Linked DNA regions of Homo sapiens: region 2 is linked to region 1. A link is a loop called in an ENCODE intact Hi-C map of the cell type or tissue named here. Cell type or tissue: psoas muscle. All regions are shown on one strand. Links, peaks and the distances in the headings refer to the core of each region. The heading gives the core; the rest is flanking DNA. Region 1 overlaps PTPN14 (protein tyrosine phosphatase non-receptor type 14). Region 2 overlaps PTPN14 (protein tyrosine phosphatase non-receptor type 14).

Region 1 (2,812 bases), core at 188-2,687:
ACTTCTGCACCTGTACCCCAGAACTTAAAATTTAAAAAATTTAAAAATACAAATAAGTTTTTTAAAAAGAACCACTTCTAAAGGTGTAGCACTCAATTTACGTGGACACATCAAAGAAAGAGAACCAAAGAAATCACTGGCAGCACTCCACAAGTGTCCTCTCTCCCGTCCTTAGTGCCTTCCTTTTCCTCTTCTCTCTTTCTTTCTCTTTTTTTTTCTTTTGAGACAGAGTCTCGCACTGTCGCCCAGGCTGGAGTGCAGTGGCGCGATCTCAGCTCACTGCAAGCTCCGCCTCCCAGGTTCACGCCATTCTCCTGCCTCAGCCTCCAGAGTAGCTGGGACTACAGGCGCCCAGCTAATTTTTTGTGTTTTTAGTAGAGACAGGGTTTCACCATGTTAGCCAGGATGGTATCTCTCGATCTCCTGACCTTGTGATCCGCCCGCCTTGGCTTCCCAAAGTGCTGGGATTACAGGTGTGAGCCACAGCACCCGGCCCCTCCTCTCTCTTTCTTACCTCACTCCTTGTACCAGTCATCTTGTTGTCAGCCCTATCACACAGGCTAATGTTCCCCAAGCTTAGAGAGGTTGGCGATTCCTGCCATATAAGAATACACTTTAATGCTTTTTGGTCAAAATAGGAACAAGCCCTGGATGTACTTCTTTTTACCCTGCCAAGTTAGCCAACTTTAACTTTATGCTCTGTTGTGGTGCATTGTTATTGTGTTGCCTTGTCATCTAACATTAAGCTCTTTTTTTGCAAGGGTAGAAAGAGATGACACGGAATTGGTCATATAAATGAAGCTTTACATGAACAAAGCAGGGAGAACTAAAGCTAACAAAATGTTTGGACGTCTAAAGGAAGAGTGGCCTCTCCTGATGTTTCTAAGACTGAGTTACCACTACACTACTGAATGGAAGGGAGAGAAGGGGGAAGGGCAGTTGTGTTCCTTGACAATATTCAAGGAAAAGGAAGACCAAAGTATAATTAGAAACACTGACCACGTGTCATCTTCACCACAAGTGAACCTGAGGGAAGGAGATGCCTGAAAGACCTGGAATTCTTCTTGCTTGACTCATGAAACTCAACAGGTCTTAGAGATGACTGCACAATAAAATCACTTTGGACCTAGAAGCAACTGTCTGAGAACTGGGACCAGCATTAGTGGTGAGATGTATTTTCTCCTCTCTCAGCATCATCCCAGAAAGGGACACACAGAGTTACTCATTAAGGTGAAAAAATCTAAAGACACTATACTAGTGAAAAGCTTGGGATCTGAAGAAAGAGCACTGAATTTCAATACTATGTTTGAATTTCAGCCAACTGTAAAATCTTTGGCATACTATTTAAACTCTCTGAGCGTTGGTTCCCTCATCTGTAAGATGAAAACAGTAACTACATGTCACGGCGTCAGTGAAAAGATTAAATAAGATAATGTATATAAAGCACTATCAGAGTCCCTGGCCCAGATAACAATGCCTAATAATTACCTATTACTGTAGCTATTACAAGTAGGGGGACAGTGGTTTAAAAATCAACACTGAAGGAATAAAAAGGACATGTGAAAGATGACACCAAAACCAAAATTTAATTCAAATCTTCTGAAGCAAACTAAGTACCATTAAGGAGAGGAATAACAATTGGTCAGAAAATCTGCAGTAATTCAAGAGTCTAAAAAAATAGTGTTCCAATTAATCCACTCCAGGAGAAAAGGTACTTAGACAAGACTGACATTATCAAATTAAGATGGGGGAGGAAAAGTGCTTTTCAGAACAGTTATCATGTGCTATTTTATTTTTTTTATTTATTTATTTATTTATTTATTTATTTATTTATTTATTTACTTCGCAACGGAAATTCGCTCTTGTTGCCCAGGCTGGAGTGCAATGGTGCGATCTCAGCTCACCGCAACCTCCGCCTCCCTGGTTCAAGCGATGCTCCTGCCTCAGCCTCCCGAGTAGCTGGGATTACAGGCACACGCCACCATGCCCAGCTAATTTTGTATTTTTAGTAGAGACAGGGTTTCACCATGTTGGTCAGGCTGGTCTCGAACTCCCGACCTCTGGTGATCCGCCCTGCCTCGGCCTCCCAAAGTGCTGGGATTACAGACATGAGCCACCACACTCGGCCTCATGTGTTATTTTAATACATTTTTCATACCCACAGATAAACAACACTTCATGTTTCTTTTCTAAACAAAAAAAAACTCTCCTGGCATTCTTGGTCCTGAGCTTATAATTTGCTCAGTAATTTTCCATTTCAGTTTTGTGCTCACAGATTTAGAAACGTACTTCATTTCCTAACAAAAATACTTTTGCTCTGCAGTATTTATTGCTTCTGCATAACTAGATCCCAGTGAACAGGTGAGAGAGGTACCCAAGAGGAAATGTGGAATAATAGTGTGCAAAGTGTTCTAGAGCAGAAGGTCACACTGCGGAACATACTTTATAACTGTAACAGGATACGGCTTAGCCCAGTGTTAGGCTTAGCCCAGCTCTGTCAAGGGGAGTTCAGCCAAGGTCCTCAGGGGCAAGGAATTCTAGTTATACTGCACACTGACCTCACTCATGACCCATACCAACTCACTGAAACCCCTCGGGGAAAATGAGTTACTAGTACCTGCCCTGCTCCCCAAACTTCCAATGGAATAGCAAATTGTGGGTTTTCTGTTTCTTGTTTTCAGCAGCACCTTTATTTTCAAATGAAATATTACAGATAAAAGCAGAACTGATTTGATGATACCTGTATATTCTTTTTAAACACTCCTTACCCCCTACCCAAGTGCTGGGATCCCTAAGGGACCAGAGAACACTA
Region 2 (2,812 bases), core at 248-2,747, 110 kb before region 1:
GCCATTTCTATTAAAAATACAAAAATTAGCCAGGCATGGTGGCGCATGCCTGTAGTCCGAGCTACTCGCGAGCTGAGGCAGGAGAATCACTTGAACCTGGGACTTGGAGGTTGCAGTGAGCCATGATCGTGCCACTGCACTTCAGGTTGGGCAACAGATTGAGACTTCGTCTCCAAGAAAAAAAGAAAAAAATTATCTGGGCGTGGCGACATGCACCTGTAGTCCCAGCTACTTGGGAGGCTGAGGCGTGAGAGTCGTTGAACCTGGGCGGCGGAGGTTGCAGTAAGCCAAGATCATGCTACCGCACTCCAGCCTGGCGACAGAGCAAGACTCCGTCAAAAAAAAAAAAAAAAAGAAAGAAAGAAAGAAAGAGAAAGTAAATTATTATAACCCATCTCAGAAATGAGAATAAGGGGGACACCTGTTTTGTTCTCAAAATTCCATTCACAAGCTCCTACACATCAACATAGCTGTGCCTGAGACCCCAGTTCACAGCTCCACATCAACCTTAAATAGGAACAGGGTTAGTGTTAAGCTGAGCCCAGGGTGAATCTATTTAAATATCTAAAATGTGGCCCACAACAATGAGTGTGTAGCTGTCAAGACCACTTGCTGACCTTCCCCATTGCAGAACCAAGTGTGCAAAGGGCCCTGTCTACCCACCACCGCAGTGCAGAATCTTCCACAGTCTGTTAAAGATGGCTATTTAGACTGAACCTGAATAACTTCATGCTGCGGAAGAGGGACAAGTTTTCAGAGAAAAAAACAAAACAAAACAAAACAAAAAAACTTCAATGGATTAAATATTTGGTGAACCAACAAAGGAAAGACGGTTATGCACTAATGTAATCTAGAGCAAGCCATTTAACCTCAGTCGGTCTCAGTTTCCCGTCAGTCAAATCAAGCTCCTCTCTTCCCCTACCTCAAGCATTCTCCATTTTATTTATGTACTGAGGTTCCAGGTAAGAATTTGTTTGAAATAAGAGTTTTGATTTGCGGGGGAAAAAACCCTCAAAACGCTTACGTTTGTAAGCCACCGAACAGGATAATCTCTCATATTTCTTTTTTCTTTTTTTTTTTATTTTCTGAGACATTGTCTCACTCTATTGCCCAGGCTGGAGTGCAGTGGCACAATCTCGGCTCACTGCAACCTCCGCCTCCCGGGTTCAAGAGATTCTCATGCCTCAGCCTCCCTAGTAGCTGGGATTACAGACGCTGTGCCACCAGGCCCTTCTAGTTTTTGTATTTTTAGTAGAGACGGGGTTTCACCATGTTGGCCAGGCTGGTCTTGAACTCTTGACCTCAAGTGATCCACCCACCTTGGCCTCCCAAAGTGCTGGGATTACAGGTGTGAGCTACCGTGCCCAGCCAATCTCTTATATTTCTATTAGCCTTATAGATTTTAAAGGTTACTATTTTGAGAGAAGAATCTCAGATCAAACCAAGAAACCCAAATCCAGCAGGGGTCACACTTTCTCAGCATCCCTCAATGGAAGAAACGCACTGGCCAAGAGCTTGAAGCTGGGTGAATAACTCACCTATCATTTTCTTTGCCACAAACAATGCTTGATCTTCAAAGGGGTAATAAAAAAAAAGGGATCCAAGAATTAAAAGGAATCAAGACAGAAGAAATGAAGAACTGAAATCAATCTAAGAAAGCAGTTCGGGCCTACCAAAGAAAAGGTGCTATATTCCCAAGTCTCCCTTTGGCTGATTTTTGAGTTGCAATTTAAAAATATTTTTCCTTTTCTTGGCAATACATAATTCAACTAAATTTTTCCATGGTAGCACAACCATTTTAAGGCTTTAAAGAAAAACACAGTGGGGAGGGATTTGTACAAGGGAATAGAAATACACAGCAAGGCAAAATTGGTTTACTGTGTTTTCTTGCCTTATTTAAAAAAAACCAATAAGTAAGTTACGGTTTATGAACTGACATAAATGAGCAGACTTATGCCAGTTCACAAACAGCATTGTCAAAGGACAATAATAGCTAATCCCTCAAACATCATTTCAGGATTATATTATTTATTTCATCTCGTTATATATTCTAATACATTATTCCATTTCTTCCCAGACCTGCTAATAGAGAAACAAACTTGACGCCAAAATATAGACAGAAGAGGGCAGGTGAAAAACAGCAATGAGAAGTCCTGGTTATCAGCAAGGAAGCCAAGAGACAGTGTTATTTGGTCTTACTCACTCATTGTAAGAAACTCTTGGTGAAATGGTTTAAACCTAAAGGACAGGGGAAAGGGGGAAGCCATGAATTGGATCAGACTTCCTATAAACTGTCTTCATCCAAATAAAATAGGTAAGCCTCTGCATCCTCTCTGGATAATGAGGACAAGATAAGATCACAAGAGAGCTTTAAAACACTTTGCCTCCCATAGGGTTTCAAGGGTGTAAATGAAAAATTATTTTGCTAATAAAGACATCTATACTCTAAAGAAGGGAAAAGGAAGATAACATTCATAAAGGAGAAGAATAAATAAATCAGTGCCATGAACAAATCTATTGGTACTCGGGGGAAAGCCCAACGTATCTGTTACATTTTCAGGGCCCAGGACCACATGTGAGATATTGTGCATAATACTGAGAGAAATAATATTCACACAGGCACTCAGGAATTACTGCGATAATATAATGACTCAACTCAAGAATTCAGAGTCCACATCTAAGCATTTTCAAGGAAATAAACTTTTCTCAAAACGCTCCCTTCAAAAGACAAGTTAAAGACATGCTATAGTGTATACACTGAATATGAAGAAAAATTCAATTGCATTCTATCAGCTTGAAAGAATTGTTGATC

The links. Peaks named below come from ENCODE experiments on the same cell type or tissue, not always from the same donor. Only the 100,000 strongest peaks of a DNase experiment are listed, where the experiment ranks them.
Region 2: a loop joins it to region 1, with 1.9 times the contacts of the local background. A loop is called at or near these places in 3 of 110 quality-filtered maps.

The regions. Positions count from the first base shown.
Region 1 is chr1:214,493,867-214,496,678 of GRCh38, forward strand. The region is part of intron 1 of PTPN14 (protein tyrosine phosphatase non-receptor type 14); the gene reads right to left. Among named protein-coding and RNA genes, the nearest start is that of PTPN14, 56 kb to the right of the region's middle. In psoas muscle, for the core only: no CTCF peak of the experiment used is centred there; no DNase peak of the experiment used is centred there; H3K27ac peaks cover 2,500 bases.
Region 2 is chr1:214,387,338-214,390,149 of GRCh38, forward strand. The region is part of intron 11 of PTPN14 (protein tyrosine phosphatase non-receptor type 14); the gene reads right to left. Among named protein-coding and RNA genes, the nearest start is that of SMYD2, 110 kb to the left of the region's middle. In psoas muscle, for the core only: a CTCF peak has its summit at 1,468 (motif pointing right); no DNase peak of the experiment used is centred there.